Regions from separate parts of the Homo sapiens genome. Here region 2 is linked to region 1. A link is a contact called in ENCODE Hi-C data. All regions are on one chromosome and are shown on one strand. The core of a region is the stretch at or near the end of the contact, and the rest is flanking DNA. Distances in the headings are between cores, read along the strand shown. Region 1 holds the start of OR4X2 (olfactory receptor family 4 subfamily X member 2). Region 2 holds the start of OR4S1 (olfactory receptor family 4 subfamily S member 1).

What was found. A loop is a pair of places that touch in the nucleus more often than their neighbours do. Pooled maps may share reads with other maps.
Region 2: a loop to region 1 is called in a map of heart left ventricle, with 3 times the contacts of the local background. The contact joins the promoter of OR4S1 here to the promoter of OR4X2 in region 1. A Hi-C loop is called at or near these places in 4 of 168 maps with a recorded cell type or tissue (A673, CD8-positive, alpha-beta T cell, OCI-LY7 and 1 more) and 1 of 50 pooled maps.

The regions. Positions count from the first base shown.
Region 1 is chr11:48,243,849-48,248,809 of GRCh38, reverse strand. It overlaps OR4X2 (olfactory receptor family 4 subfamily X member 2), which reads right to left and starts at 3,706. Exons shown (of 1, transcript NM_001004727.1): 1 at 2,795-3,706. The coding sequence starts at 3,706. The coding sequence ends at 2,795.
Region 2 is chr11:48,303,957-48,308,771 of GRCh38, reverse strand. It overlaps OR4S1 (olfactory receptor family 4 subfamily S member 1), which reads right to left and starts at 2,549. Exons shown (of 1, transcript NM_001004725.1): 1 at 1,620-2,549. The coding sequence starts at 2,549. The coding sequence ends at 1,620.

The DNA.
Region 1 (4,961 bases), core at 2,457-4,956:
GGACACAGAGAGGGAAACAACACACACCAGGGCCTGTTGGGGGGTGGGGGGTGAGGGGAGGGAACTTAGAGGGCAGGTCAATAGGTGCAACAAACCACCATAGCACACATATACCTATGTAAACAACCTGCACATTCTGCACATGTATCCCGGGTTTTTTTTAGAAGGAATAAATAAAAAAAAGAAAATAATGGTATGTTCATTTTATGAATACCACAAAACCATAAGAAAAGAATGAAGACTATTTCCTTGTTCAAATATTTTAAAACTCCCAGATACACTGTTAATAAGTTTCAGATGCATTTATATAGTATGCGATCACTCATGTAAAAGGTAGAAATAAATGAGAACATACATATTATACTTGTATTTGCTTAAAGAAACTCTGAAAGAGGTGGGGCAAGGTGGTTCAGGCCTGTAATCCCAGCACTTTGGGAGACCTGGATTGGGCTAATCACATGAGGCCAGAAGTTCAAGATGAGCCTGGCCAACATGGCGAAACCCCATCTCTACTAAAAGTACAAAAAGTAGCCGGGCATGGTGGCTCGTGCAAGTAGTCCCAACTACTCAGATGCTGAGGCAGGAGAATCATTTGAACCTCGGAGGCAGAGGGTGCAGTGAGCTGAGATCATGCCACTGCACTCCAGCCTGGACAATAGAGCAAGACTCTGTCTCAAAAAAAGAAACTGAAAAAAATACAGGAAACTAAGGAAACCAAAAGAGAAAGGGGGAAAGTAGAAATGGGGAAAGGAATGAAATGACACTTTTCACTTGCGTATCTTTTCATTTTATTTTATTTAAAACTCAATGAAGATTACCCTTGCACAAAAGTAAAATAAAAATTTAAGTAATTTTTCAAAGAAAATATGTCTCTAATTAATGGTGTAGGATAATCTAAACACAAAAACAATGGAATAAATCATTTTAAAAACTAATTATCCTGGATCATTTTACATTGTGTGCATGTGTCAAAATATCACTCTGTATCCCATAAATATGTACAATTATTAAGTGTCAACTAAAAATAAAAGGGGAAAAATAAAATATAAAACTTAAAACTGATAGATTTTACTGTAAAGAAATGTCAGCTTTGAAACATTGAAAACTTTGTAAATAAGGCTCAAAACCAATTAAACATGAAAACGTTCACGCTTGCAAAAAATTAAAAATGCAAATTAAACAATGGTAAGATGTCTTTCTAATTTACAAAACTTTATTTTTATTGTTATAGATTTGGGGGTACAAATGTTGTTTTGTTAGATGGATATATTATATACTGGTGAAGTCTGCATTTTTAGTGTAGCCATCACCCAAATAGTGTACACAGTAACCATTAAATAATTTCTCATCCCTCACCCCTCCCCTATTATTAACTTTTTGTTATAAAATGATTTGACCTACAAAAACTTCCAAAAAAGAATTCTTGTTTTCCCTTAATCCAGATTTCCCAAATATTGGTATTTTGCCACATTTTCTTTATCCTTCATGCTCTCAATAAATAGATATGTAGACAAACAGATGGGTAGAAATTTTCTGATACAGGGGAAGTGTGGAGAAGTAGGTCAAAGGATGCAAACTTGTAGTTACATAGAATAAACAAGTCTAGAGATCTAACGTGCAACATAAGGACTATAGTAAATAATATGGTATTGTATCCTGGAAATTTGCTGAGAGTAGATTTTAGGTACTCTTACCATTAAAAAAAAGCAAACTCTGCAAAGTGATAAGTATGTTAATTTGCTTGACTAATAATTTCTTTGTGTATAGTATAGGTATATCAAAACAGTATGTTGCTCACCTTAAAGATATACAATAAAAATAATAATTTTTCTGAAATGTTTGAGAGCTGCCAATATGATGTCCCTCCATCTCTAGATATCTCAATAAGCAATTCCCTAATCCAAGAACATTCTTTGAGACAAGCACAGTACAATGATCAAAATCAGGAAATTAACATTCATGTAATTTTATTATCTCATCTACAGAGTTTTGCCCCACAAATGTCCTCTATCTAATATCCAAGATCCAATCCAGGATCACATGTTGCTTTACTTGTCACCTATCTTTAATCCAGAGTAATTCTTCTTTCTTCATCTTTACACATTTGAAGAGTTAAGGACAGTAATTTTGCAGAATATTCTTTCTTTGGGCTCTCCTTGTGTTTTTTTATGATTAGACTCAGGTTGTGTATTTTTGGTAAGAATAGCACAATAATGATATTGTGTGCCTCTCCAGTGCACCATATCAAGAGGCACATGGCATCAATGGATCTTATTTCTGGTGATACTCACTTTGGGCAATGGTTTAGAGGGGAAGGGCTATAAAGTTACATTTTTCTCTCTGTAATTAATACCCCTTGGTGTCCTAAGGAAAGATACTTTGAAACAATGTAAAATCATTTCTTATCCAAAAAAAAGTGTTTAATGACAGGATTCTATTCTGTCAAGAGCACTTTCACAAGATAGGTGACTCAGTGTAACACTGTGCACCAAAAGTCTTTATACTCTAACACTAAATTCACTCTAGGAAATAAGCCTAAAAGAAAGTCAGAAGCATGGTTAAAAATGTCTATTCAAGAATATTAACTACAGTGTTATTTATGGTGGTAAAAAATTAGTACCTCCACAAAAAGAAATACTATTCAAGTTATGAAAATGAACTTTTTAAAGAGAGAGGCCAGGTAGAATAATCTGCAACTAACAGGTCCTGTGAACTTTCCTTCAACCTATTCTGCTCCTTCAGTTTGGACTCAACAGTCATTCTAAACCCAAGTATCAATACAAAGACTCAGCCTCTATTTCTCATTTAGTCTCAATGTCCTAATCCACAGCCTCTTCATGGCCTTCCTCATTTCAGCATTTCTCAGAGAGTAGATGACAGGGTTCAGGATCGCGGTTATCACTGTGTAGAACACAGCCACCATCTTGTCTATGGGCAGAGTGGTAGAAGGCCTCAGAGAGTTGAAGACGCAGGGCCCAAAGAACAAGATAACCACAGCGAAATGGGACCCACAGGTGGAGAGGGCTTTGCACCACCCTTCAGAGCTCCAGGTTCTCAGATGGAGCAAGATGACCATATAGGATGCTAAGAGGACCCCAAAACTGATCACAGACAGGGTGCCTCCATTGGCAACAATCAGCAGACCAATGAGGAAGGTGTCAGAGCAGGCAAGTTTGAGAAGGGGAACTAGGTCACAGAAATAGTGATTGATCACATTGGGGCCACAGAAGAGCAGGTGGAAGATGAGAAGGATTTGTGCAAAGGAATGCATGAAGCCTCCCACCCATGCTATTCCTACAAGGACAGTACACACCTGCCAGTTCATGATGGTGGTGTAGCTGAGGGGCTTGCAGATGGCCACATAGTGGTCATAGGCCATCACAGTGAGCAGGAAAATCTCAGTGCCACCAAAGAAGTGCAAGAAGAAAAGCTGTGCCATGCAGCCCCACCAAGATATGACTTTCCTTTCAGCCAGCAGATCTGAGATGAGTTTGGGGGCTGTAGCGGAGGAGTAGCAGATCTCCATGAAGGAGAGGTAGCTGAGGAAGAAGTACATGGGGGAACCAAGGCTTCTGCTGGTCATGACAGTGAGCACAATGAGGAAATTCCCCAGCACAATTGCTGTGTACAAGAACAGAAATATCACAAAGCAAACCCTCTGCACCTCCTGGTTGGGAGAAAGTACCAGAAAAATGAATTCAGTCATGTTGTGTATGTTAGCCAAGAGGTCATCATCAAGAGGCAGCAATTTGGGTGGTGTGATCTGAAATGATACAAAATACTTCTTCACTCAGTGGGTGAATTACATGAAAGCCCTTGCATAGCTGAGATGCTTCTGAGTTGGAAATTGAAAGGTGAGTAGGAGTTAGTTATGTGTAGAAGGGAAGAGCATTCCAAGAAGGCAGAGAGCAAGTACAAATGCTTTGTGTGTGGCTGGAATAAAGGGGAGAATAGCAAAAAAATAAAGCTGTAGATAGACATTAGTACCAATTTGTGAAGGACTGTTAGGGCCTTTGAGGACCCTAGCAGTCCCAAAGTGTTTTTCCTTTTAGTTGATGAACATGCTTGATGATTCCCCATTGTCTGCAGGATCAGACAAAGTCTGTAGTATGTAGAACTAAAGTGTGGAAAGGGCTGTCCAGTGGAAACAGATTAGAGGAGGAGCTCTATTAGGAAGTTAATAAGTCCCTCATTGGATGATGTGGAACAGCCAGGATAGTGTTACTGTCTCCATGTTAGATGAGTGTTTTAAATTATCTTGTGCCTACAGCTTTCCTTCATGCCACTTCCTTCTCCTTTTTTTTTTTTTTTTTTTTTTTTTTTTTTTTTTTCAGACAGGGGCTCACTTTGTCACCCAGGCTGGAGTGCAGTGGTGTGATCTTGGCTCACTGCAGCCTTGACTTCCCCCAGCTCAAATGATCCTCCCACCTCAGCCTCCTGAGTAACTAGGACTACAGGCATGTGCCACCATGCTCTGCTAATTTTTATATTTTTTGTAGAGATAGGGTTTCACCATGTTGCCCAGGCTGGTCTAAAGCTCCTGAGCTCAAGCAAGCCACCCACTTCAGCCTCCCGAAGTGCTGTGATTATAGGCATGAGCCACTGCTCCTGGCCTTCTTTTCTATCCTTGGTTTGCAGAACAGTGTCCTCAACCTCTCCACATACCATTCAGAGTCTTTAGAAGAGATATCCCTAGTGGACCTCCTTTGACAATCAACATCTCCTCTTATTTCTGCTTCTCCCTCTAATTCTCACATTCTACACTTGGTCACTTGGTGAGCTTGTCCCCTTCCAAGGGCCCAGCTCAACTTAATCCATGTATGATTCTCCTCTTTACTGGGGCTTTCACTTTCTCCAGTCACATCCTCCAGTGGCAACAAAGGTCCAACACCCCCCATACACACACACACACACACACACACACACACACACACACACACATCCCAGTGCCCCCTCATGCT
Region 2 (4,815 bases), core at 1,300-3,799, 61 kb before region 1:
CCTTTAAACCTGAATAACCATTCATGCATGCTCCCACATTGTTCCAAGGAGTTTTATAAGGGGATTATTTATCCAACACAGATTAAGCTGGTGTATGAAAACTTCTGAGAATATTATGCTTTCAAGGTGTCAACTGCTATTTTATTGCTACTATTTTTTCATAATCAAGATCAACGTTTGCATTTGTGTTTGTTCAGCATCAGATGGTACTAATGAGTCTTCTTTACTACCACCACTCTCACCCAACTCTCATCACATTCCTGATGATTATATCTCATTCATGAAGTTGTTGAAAGGATCAAAAAAGTTAATACAATTAAAATATTTAGAAGAGTGTCTGCAGATTGGAAGAATTCAGTAAGGGTCAGCTTTTACCACACACTGAAATATAAACTCCATGAGAACAAAGAGTTTTGCCTGCTTTCTTTTGTGCTGTACTTCTAGCCCCAGGAATATCACCCAGCAAATGCTAAGTGTTCAATAAACATTTTTGGAGTAAATGAAATAATCAGATAGTTTGGTTACAAGGGCTTTGAGGGAAAGGATAGAGGGGTGAATAGGAAGAGAAAGGGGAATCGAAGATATTATGTTAAAACAGCTAGCAGCCACCATTGAACAACAGACTTTGATTTAGGTCTTTACAAAGTCTTATAGGTCCTCTCACAGCCTTCTGAAGCTGGTATTGTCAATATCTCCTTCTGTAAATGTGGAAATTGAGGCCCAATGAGGTTACATGACCCACGAATGTTTAAGAGATACCTAATCCGGCTCGTTTAATTGCATTCTGTACAAACTTGGCTCCCTCTAGCGGCAAAATGGAGCAAAGCAACAGGGGTTAAAGAGGGCAGCAGTCAGCTGTTCTGCTGGAGAGAGGAATCAGCACCACTGAAAGAAGTGCTGACAACTTGTTCTTCCTGGTTGTTCTCTTCATCATCCCAAGTCATCATCACCATCATTCCTGGTCTTTCAAAAGTTCTTGGTCATTCCTGCTTGGTGTCCATTTAGTCACACTTTATCAAGAGGTCCTGAGGAAAAGCTCTGAAAGCTGACTTAGGGACCTGTGTTCTAGTCCTCACCCTGCTCTGGAGTTAAAGTGTAACTTTTAGTAAATCCCTTGACCTCTCCACATTATTTATTTACTTATTTATTTATTTATCTGCCTGCTGAGAGCATGAAAGGGTAAGAGTAAAGTGGCTCTTTACTCTTAAAAGAAAAGAATGAATTCCATTGAGCACTGTGTTAGCCAACACAAAGGAATTATGTAGTGATTTTATTCATTTATCAATGAGATATCTGGACTTCCAAGACACTCCCTCATTCACAGGCCCTCACACGTTTCCTGAATGAGCTCTTAAATATCGCACTAAAAGCATCCTGGACTGTACTCTCCTTGAGGGAAAGATTATATCTTACTTTTATTTGTATTCTCACTCACTGTAAACATCCAATAAATATTTAATGAATAAAGGATTGAAAGAATATGTGGAATTATTATAACAACAAGAGCTAGGAGGATAATTGCCATTGCAAACATCAGACTGGAAATAAAAAGGCTGTGTTAGATGCTACAAGATGGAAAGTCTCCCAATTTCCTAGCTGGATTGAGATTCTCTGGAATGTCACTTCTCCCCTAAGCTCCTCTTGACCCTAAACAGCTTCCTCATGGCATTTTTCACATCGTTGTTCCTTAGTGTATAGATCAAAGGGTTCAGCAAAGGTGGCATCACAATGTTAAAGAGGATGATAAGTTTGTCAGCAGCCAGGGTGGTGGAGGGACGAATGTACATGAACATGGGGGGCATGAGAACCAAAAGGACAGTGATTACGTGTGAGCCACATGTGGAGACAGCCTTACGCCGGTCCTCAGATGACTGGCTTCTTAGGTTCAGTAAGATGATAACATAGGAAATGATAAGGATAAAAAAGGATGCTAAAGAAATCATACCGCTGTTGGCCACCACGATGAGACCTACCATGTAGGTGTCTGCACAGGCCAACTTGAGCAGGGGATGAACATCACAGAAGAAGTTGTCTATCTCATTGGGCCCACAAAAAGGCAGCTGAACCGTGAGGAGGGTCTGCAGGATGGAATGCAGGAAGCCAGCTAACCAGGAGGCCCCCGCTAGCAGGCCACACTTCCGGCAATCCATGATGGCTGTGTAGTGCAGGGGCCTACAGATGGCCACATAGCGGTCATAGGCCATGGCTGTAAGGAGGAAGATCTCAGTGCCACCAAAGAAGTGGGCAGAAAAGAGCTGGGTCATGCAGCCATTGAAGGAGATGATCTTATGCTCCACAAAAGTGTCAGCAATCATCTTGGGTATGGTAGTGGATGGATAACATATGTCAGCAAAAGACAACTGGCTCAGGAAGAAATACATGGGAGACTTCAGGGTCTTTCTAGCATTGATGGTGATGATGACCAGAAGGTTCCCCAGGACAGTGAGCACATGAAAGAGGAAGAATACCACAAAGCATGTATGCTGCATCTCTCTGCTCTCAAAAAGGCCAAATAAAACAAACTCAGTCACATTGTTCTTGGCACCCATGGATTATCTGCCCTGATGACCGACAAAGTGGCTGGCTGGCTCTGCAAAGACATAAATTATGAGACATAAGAAAGTTTTCTGAGATACCACCAAGATTATGGAGTAAGAAAGATACTAGCCTTCATCCCCATCACAAAAAATACATATATAATATATATAATATATTATTATATATATATATAAATTATATATTATATATAATAATATATATTATATATATATAATATATAATATATATTATAATATATATTATATATATAATATATAATTTATATTATATATAATAATATATATAAATCTATAATATATAAATATATATATCTTAAATATATAATATATAAATATGTATATCTTATATATATATCTCTAGAGCGAGAGAGAGACAGCTATCCACAAACCAAAATAGGTCTGCGAGGGTTCAAGGGCCCATTAAAGAATCTGCAGCAATACAGAGGAGCAAAAACATGGAGAATAGCCGCACACGAAGGATTTCTAGTGATATCTGCATACTTGAGATGCCAGGAGATGGTTAGGAACAAACAGGAAAGGTTGAGGCAATTAGTATCAGCCATGTGGTGGTAGTCATCAAGATCCCTGCTTTGCAGAGAACGCTAGCATTTATGCCACTGAGATAACCAAGAGCCATTCCCACCAGGAAACCCTAGAGAGGGAGACACAACTGTACTGCCTCCACCTGCAAGAAGCAGATGCTATTGAGCTACTTTGGAAAAGGAGCTGCCACCTCCCCAACACCATGCAAACCCCAAACTGCAGCTGCCCCTTGAGAGCTCACACTCAGACCCAGGGTCTGGGACTGCACTGCACCCACCCATGTATCAGACACTGGGCCATCACTAGAGCAAGCTCTGGGCCCTGGAGTCAAGGTCTCTCTGGGCATGCCCACACTTTGGGCACCAGTTCACCCTCCACAGAAAGTTAGTCCCTACCCCAACTCCAGAGCCATTGTAACTCTACATATATCTATGCTCCCATTCTTGGCTCCCTGGCTGCTTCAAAGCATTCACACCTCTAGCACTGTTACCTATGTGGTGGCAGGAGTGTCTTCACCCTAAGCACCAGTGTCATTATCATTCCAGATCCCAGAACCATAGTTCCTTCAGGTGTGCCCATGACCCAAGCCTCAGTTACATGGCTGCACAATAGGTGCCACCCAAAATACACCTGTGCCACCAACATCAAGAGGAAGCACACATACCAGAACCATGTCAAATGGTTCCCTAAGCCACAACTTCCCCAGTGGGAGAAAATTAAATAAGGAAGACCTTAGCAGCCACTACCAGCAACGAGCCTGAAAACCCTTGCTGTCACTGCAAACATCCAAGAATTTGGCCACTGAGGATCCCTCAAATCTGGGTCAACATTGACGTCAGCTAACAGGGCCACACAAAGACTATAAAGCCACATCCCACTGGTGCCAAAACCAATCCATCCCACCCACTCAGTCCATCCCATTATATGCTTGTGTCAGTCTGGGCCACAAGGATTGCAAAGCACCATCATGCCCCATAAGAGAAAATCTTTCCACACTGAAATTAGCCAATGAAATTTGCAAGAGATGACTACTCCACCAAATGTGCAGACATCAATAAGAGGGTAACAAGAAACAATGAAACACCAAGAAATCATACCACCAAAAGAACACAATAATTTCCAAGTTGCTGACCCCAAAGAAATGGAGGTATGTAAACAGGCTGAAAAATAATTCAACATAATTGCTTTTAAAGCTTCATGAAGTAAAGGAAAATACAGAGAAATCATTTTTAAAAAATCAGGAACATAGTAAAAAACCAAAATGAGAAATTTAACACAGATATTGAAAATACATTAAAAATCAAATAAAAAAGAGAGAAGACTTATAAATAAAATGAGAAATGAAAGAAGAGACATTACAACTCATACCACAGAAATATGAAGAATCACAAAAGACTACTATGAACAATTATAGACTTACAAATTGAATAACCCAAAAGAAACAGATAAATTCCTGGCCACATACAATCTAACAAGACTGAATTATGAAGAAATAGAATATATGACCAAACCAATAATGAACAAAGAGAATGAACAAATAATAAAAGTTTTCCATCAAAGAAAATCCCAGGAACGGATTACTACTAAACTCTACCAAACATTTAAAGAACTAATGCCAATCCTTCTCAAACTCTTCCAAAACAAAATGAAGAGGAGGGAATATTTCCAAACTCATTTTATGAGGACAACATTACCCTAATACCAAAGCCACCCT